2 separate regions of the Homo sapiens genome follow, and region 1 is linked to region 2. The links are chromatin contacts, found by Hi-C or POLR2A ChIA-PET in ENCODE. All regions are on one chromosome and are shown on one strand. The core of a region is the stretch at or near the end of the contact, and the rest is flanking DNA. Distances in the headings are between cores, read along the strand shown.

Region 1 (2,700 bases), core at 175-2,674, 350 kb before region 2:
AACAAACCAACAAAAAAATTCAGTATCCATACAAAGTTACAGTAAGAACAAAACCCCACAGAAACAAGAATCATAAGTTATGACAGGTGAAACTATACCAGAAAAAAATACTATCCCAAAACAGAAACCAAGACAAACTACAGGATACATAAGTGTAGTGGATGCTATGGTATGTTCCCTAAATACCCACTTCGGGACTGGAGCACTCATACTTCAAGTTGCTGGTAATGGTGGCTGAATCCTTCTCTGGGACTCAAAGGGAATCCCTCCACCCAAGGCAACACCCTGTCCCAAAGATCCATCTGCATGTAGTGACAGGTCCATGCCAAGATATAGAAGCCCTTGCCTCAGGGTGAGACAACTCTGACAGGGGATTCTGACTTGAAAGCTCCCCACGGGATTGGCTGAGATCTTTATTGCAACTGCATCATGGTCAGCGGTGTGCTGGAACTGGCTCCTACTGGCTTGTGAGAACCAATTGTTACGGTTTTAGGAATTTTGCAAGCAGGTTGTTAAACACAGCCATTATTAAAACTTAAATTACATATACTTAAAACTAAATAATATTCAAAACCAAGGTAATAAACACTCAATACATATTACTTTCTAATTATTTTACTACATGTACTATTATCTGTTCTTTAGAGATTGTCTATATATACCTGAAGGGGTGCTACTATGCATTTTTATTTTATTTTATTTTATTTTATTTTGAGATGGGTTCTTGCTTTGTTGCCCAGGATAGAGTGCAGTGGCACAATCATGGCTCACGCAATCCCCTCCTCCCAGGCTCAAGCAATCCTCCCATCTCAGGCTCCCAAGTAGCTGGGACTATAGGCAGGCACTACCATGCCCGGCTAATTATTTTATTTTATTTTTTAAATTTTATTTATTTATTTTTTGAGATGGAGTCTCACTCTGATGCCCAGGCTGGAGTGCAGTGGCGCAATCTCAGCTCACTGCAACCTCTGCCTCCCAGGTTCAAGCGATTCTCCTGCCTCAGCCTCCCAAGTAGCTGGGATTACAGACGGGCACCATCACGCCCAGCTAATGTTTGTATTTTTAATGGAGATGGGGTTTCACCGTGTTGGCCAGGCTGGTCTCAAACTCCTGACCTCAAGTGATCTGCCTGCCTCGGCCTCCCAAAGTGCTGGGATTACAGGCATGAGCCACCGCGCCAGGCCAAATTTTTTTATTTTTTTTGTAGAGAGAGGGTCTCGCCATGTTGTTCAGGCTGGTCTGAAACTCCTGAGCTCAGGTGATCCACCTGCCTTGGCCTCCCAAAGTGCTGGGATTAGCTACTATGCATTTCTTTCCAGCTCCATGTTCAGTAACATCATGTTGCCAATTTTCAGTTAGCCATGATATAAATATTTACACACTGATTGGGCGCGGTGACTCACGCCTGTAATCCCAGCCCTTTGGGAGGCCGAGGCGGGTGGATCACTTGAGGTCAGGAGTTTGAGATCAGCCTGGCCAACATGGTGAAACCCTGTCTCTACTAAAAATACAAAAAAAATTAGCTGGGCCTGGTGGCGGGTGCCTGTATGGAGGCAGAGGCCAGAGAATCTCTTGAACGTGGGGGGCAGAGGTTGCAGTGAGCCAAGATCACGCCACTTCACTCTAGCCTGGGCAAAAGAGTGAAACTCCATCTCAAAAAAAAGAAAGACATATTTATACACTGGAAATTGTCAAATGTTACAAATCAAAGCTTTCCTCCCCCAAGAGCCAGTTGTTAACTATTTACTAGCACATCACTGATTACAGTTCAGCTGTTACTCTTGTCCAATCCTCCTCCTTTCACTTTGTCACAACTGTCGATTCCAAATGTGTACATGTCTCTGTCTTAGAATCTGCGTCCCAGAGAATGTGACCTCAATCAACAAAAAGAATAGTAAGGACCAAATATATAATGTGAGATATAGAGTGTGGAAATAAGAAAGGCCAAGAAAAATTAAAAAGATTAAAAAGATTGAAAACAAAGTGATAAAATAATCAAACCAGATCCAACATATGTATTTCTGGATGCCATGAAGAAGAAAACAAAAGTAATGGAATAGAATTAATATTTACAACTATAATTCAATTAACACTTTGGGTGGAGGTGGGAGAAGACATGACTCTACATACTGGAAGAGCAAACCATGCATCAAATAAAATAAACCCAAATTGGTTAACTCTAAGATATATCCTAGAAAACTATTATTCTTTAGTCCTTTATGTTTTTAAGACAGGGTTTTGCTGTGTTGCCCAGGTTACAGTGCAGTGGCAGAATCATGGCTCACTGCCGCCTCAACCTTCCAGGCTGAAGCGATTCTCCTACCTCGGCCTCCCAAGTAGCTGGGACCACAGGTCCATGCCACCATGCCTGGCTAGTTTTTCATTTCTTCTTTTCTTTTTTTTTTTTTCTGAGACGGAGTCTTGCTCTGTCGCCCAGGCTGGAGTGCAGTGCTGCGATCTCGGCTCACTGCAACCTCCACCTCCCGGGTTCAAGCAATTCTCTGCCTCAGCCTTCTGAGTAGCTGGGACTACAGGCGCCCGCCACTACACCTGGCTAATTTTTGTATTTTTAGTAGAGATGGGGTTTCACCATATTGGCCAGGCTGGTCTTGAACTCCTGACCTCATGATCCACCCACCTCAGCCTCCCAAAGTGCTGAGATTACAGGCGTGAGCGACCCCACCCAGCCTGGCTAATTTT
Region 2 (2,700 bases), core at 1-2,500:
TGGACTCTCTCAAGGTTACACTGCAGTCCAGGGGCTCAGCCAGGTCTCAAACTCAGGCTGGCAACCTCTCCCTCCAAGGATCCCAGCTGCTTGGTTAACCATGGACCCTTAACTACGCCCTCCTCTCTTCTCTGCTCTGAGGTTGGGTTTGATTCCTGTCCCATCCCACCTCCTACTTACTCCCATCTTTCCTCAGCCCAGAGGTTTTGGGGGGATCAATTCTGGGGCCCAGTAGGGCCAGAGTCCAGGAGCCCTAAATCCAGGCCTTAAACTCTGCTGGACTCATCCATCTGAAGTGGGCTCCGCTCCAGGGCTCCATTATTTGCCTTGAGTGCCTGCCCCACCCTCACCCCAGCCCAATGTCGGTACTGCTCACTCCGACAAGGTGGCCCAGGGTGACAGACAGGCCAATGGACAGGGCTGGGGAGCCCACAGGGCTGGTGCGGCGGGAGTCAGTGGAGGCGAAGATGCAGAGTGCCAGCTGGAAGGTCAGAATCAGCTCCACCACCATGGCCTGGCCCTGCGTTGTGTTGTTGTTGAGCTGCAAGGGGATAGCGGGTTAGGACCCCGGCCACCTTCTGGCTGTATAGCCAGGGGCTCGGGGAGTAGGGCTTTTGGCCTCCAGGGACACTTAGAGCACCTTGGCACCTGGAAGCCAAGTCCTGTGGACATCGCCCCAGCGAAGCCATTTGTTAAAGACACTGTACATTTCATAGTTTGCACAGGCTTGAAGCTCAGGCCTGTGGCCAAAGGGCAGAGCGTCAGGGTAGCTTTTCCTGGACACGGGCCTATCAATGGCTCTGCCCAACCCCCAGCCCCCATAAGCTGGCATTTACCCTCCATCCTGTGGGCAGCTGCCCGGTTTGCCTGCCTCACACCCCATCCCGGCCTCCTGCCCGTGCCTGGCCCCATGCCAGTGCCAGCCTTAAACCCGTCTCTCCAGTGCGGCTGACTCACAGCTTGACAATGGCCAAGCAAATCCTCCTCTGTGTTTGATTAATGAACCCAGTTTGCATGGGGTTGGGGGCTGACTCTGGGGCTGCAGGAGGTGGGAGGGAGGCAGGGGTGCGGGGTTGAGGGGAGGAGCACAGGTTGGGGAAAGAGGGAACCAATACTCAACAGAAACTGCTCTGCACTGGCCCCACATTAGGGGGTTCCTATCTACGGTTTCTAAATGTGAGCCCCTTGACACCTGCTGTGGCAGACACAACCATCCCCATGGAGGCGCTGAGAACAATGAAGCACAGACAGGCCAGGGTCACCCAAAGCCGTGATGACAGCCCGCTTTTCTCTGGTGGTTCTACTCAACCGCTCCACTGAGGTGATGGGAGAGGTGAGGGGCCCAGGAGGAAGGTGGAGCTCAAAGGTGAGACAGGAGGAGGCAGAAGTTTCTGGCAGGAGAGGAGGGGTAGCAGGCATTGGAGAGAGACCAGGGTGGGCCAGCATGAGGGGAGGGGGAGAGGAGGTGGGCAGGAAGGGAGCACATATCAGCCTGGAGAGTTGCCTTCCTGGCCTTGGGAGGCTCTTGCCTTCCTGGTGAAGGGTGTGGGCTGGCCCACTCTGCGGCACCCCTTTTTTCCAGGTGGGGTAAGAGGCCTGGTCCTGAGCCCACCCCAGGGTCGAGGCTCCCACCCCCCCCCCAGGGCACTCACCGCGTTGACGGCCAGATTGCCCCGGGCATTGAGCGGTGCCACACCGTAGAGGATGCCAGCCCCGGCAATGGCGCCCACCAGCTGGGCCGCCACGTAGAAGAAAGCCCGGAGCAGCGAGATCTGGTTGCCCACCAAGAGGGCCAGGGTGATGGCGGGGTTGATGTGGCCGCCGCTCACGGGTCCCAGGGCCTGGGCCAGCGTGCCTATGGCCAGGCCAAACGCCAGCGCGATCTGCAGGATGGTAGGCAGCGCCGACGGCCACTTGAGGGCCGAGCCCAGGCCAAAGAAGACGAAGATGAGGGTGGCCAAGAACTCTGCGAACACGGCCTTGAGGAAGGCCACGGAGCACACCTCCTTCTTCATGGTGGCCGCGGGGGCCCGGCGGCAGCTGCCGCGGCGGGGGGCGCCCGTTGGGTCGCAGGCGGCGGAGGAGGTGGATGCGGCGGGGGCGGGGGCCTGGCTGCGGGGCGCCGCGCACTGTCCCGCGCCCACTCCGAGGCTGGCGGCCTGGCGCGGGCCCTGCTGGGGCGCGCTATATAGGGGGCGGGCGGCCGGGCGCGGGGCCGGCGCGGGGGGGCAGGGGGCGGCTCCTACGCTCGGGGGCCAGCGCGGCGCGCGGGTTGGGAGGCTCCAGGCCGCTGCGGGCCCGCCGCTCTCCGTCGTCCAGCGCAACCCCGGCGCGACCCCCGCCCCCCGGCCGGGGCAGCCGCCGGCCCGTCCGGGCCACGTGACCCAGGCGGCGGTGTAGACCGGCCCAGCGTCCCGGGCCCTGCGCATGATGCGCCCAGGTTGGCTCCCGCGCTCTCCTCGGTGCCGTGCGCCCCGGACTCCCTGGGAGACGGGGCTCGGTCCCGGCGCTTCACTCCGACCTCGGGGCGTCTAGCTCCGCCGGCCTTTACCGCGCTCCGTGCGCGGCCTTCCCCTTTTCTTCTCTTCGGGCTTTTGGTCCAGCTCCTCCTTTTCCTCCTGCGACCGGAGCATCCTGACCCGCCTCACCCCCGGCTGGGTCGGAGTGATGCTCGTCCCGCAGGTCGGCGCCGCTCACCTC

The links. A loop is a pair of places that touch in the nucleus more often than their neighbours do. ChIA-PET counts read pairs that join two places held with the same protein, here RNA polymerase II (POLR2A). Pooled maps may share reads with other maps.
Region 1: a loop to region 2 is called in a map with no recorded cell type, with 2.3 times the contacts of the local background. The contact joins the enhancer-like site here to the promoter of AQP5-AS1 in region 2. A Hi-C loop is called at or near these places in 1 of 168 maps with a recorded cell type or tissue (mammary epithelial cell), 2 of 37 single-sample maps with no recorded cell type and 9 of 50 pooled maps. POLR2A ChIA-PET finds 5 or more read pairs at or near these places in 2 of 52 experiments (Panc1 and activated T-cell).

The regions. Positions count from the first base shown.
Region 1 is chr12:50,311,120-50,313,819 of GRCh38, reverse strand. No RefSeq gene overlaps it. Among named protein-coding and RNA genes, the nearest start is that of LIMA1, 29 kb to the right of the region's middle. Within about 2 kb of position 1,424, at least 2 of the 41 ENCODE cell types and tissues checked have a DNase peak (open chromatin) inside an H3K27ac peak, as active enhancers do.
Region 2 is chr12:49,961,333-49,964,032 of GRCh38, reverse strand. It overlaps AQP5-AS1 (AQP5 and AQP2 antisense RNA 2), which reads left to right and starts at 1,250. Exons shown (of 3, transcript NR_110591.1): 1 at 1,250-1,366. It overlaps AQP5 (aquaporin 5), which reads right to left and starts at 2,161. Exons shown (of 4, transcript NM_001651.4): 1 at 1,653-2,161; 2 at 377-541. The coding sequence starts at 2,015.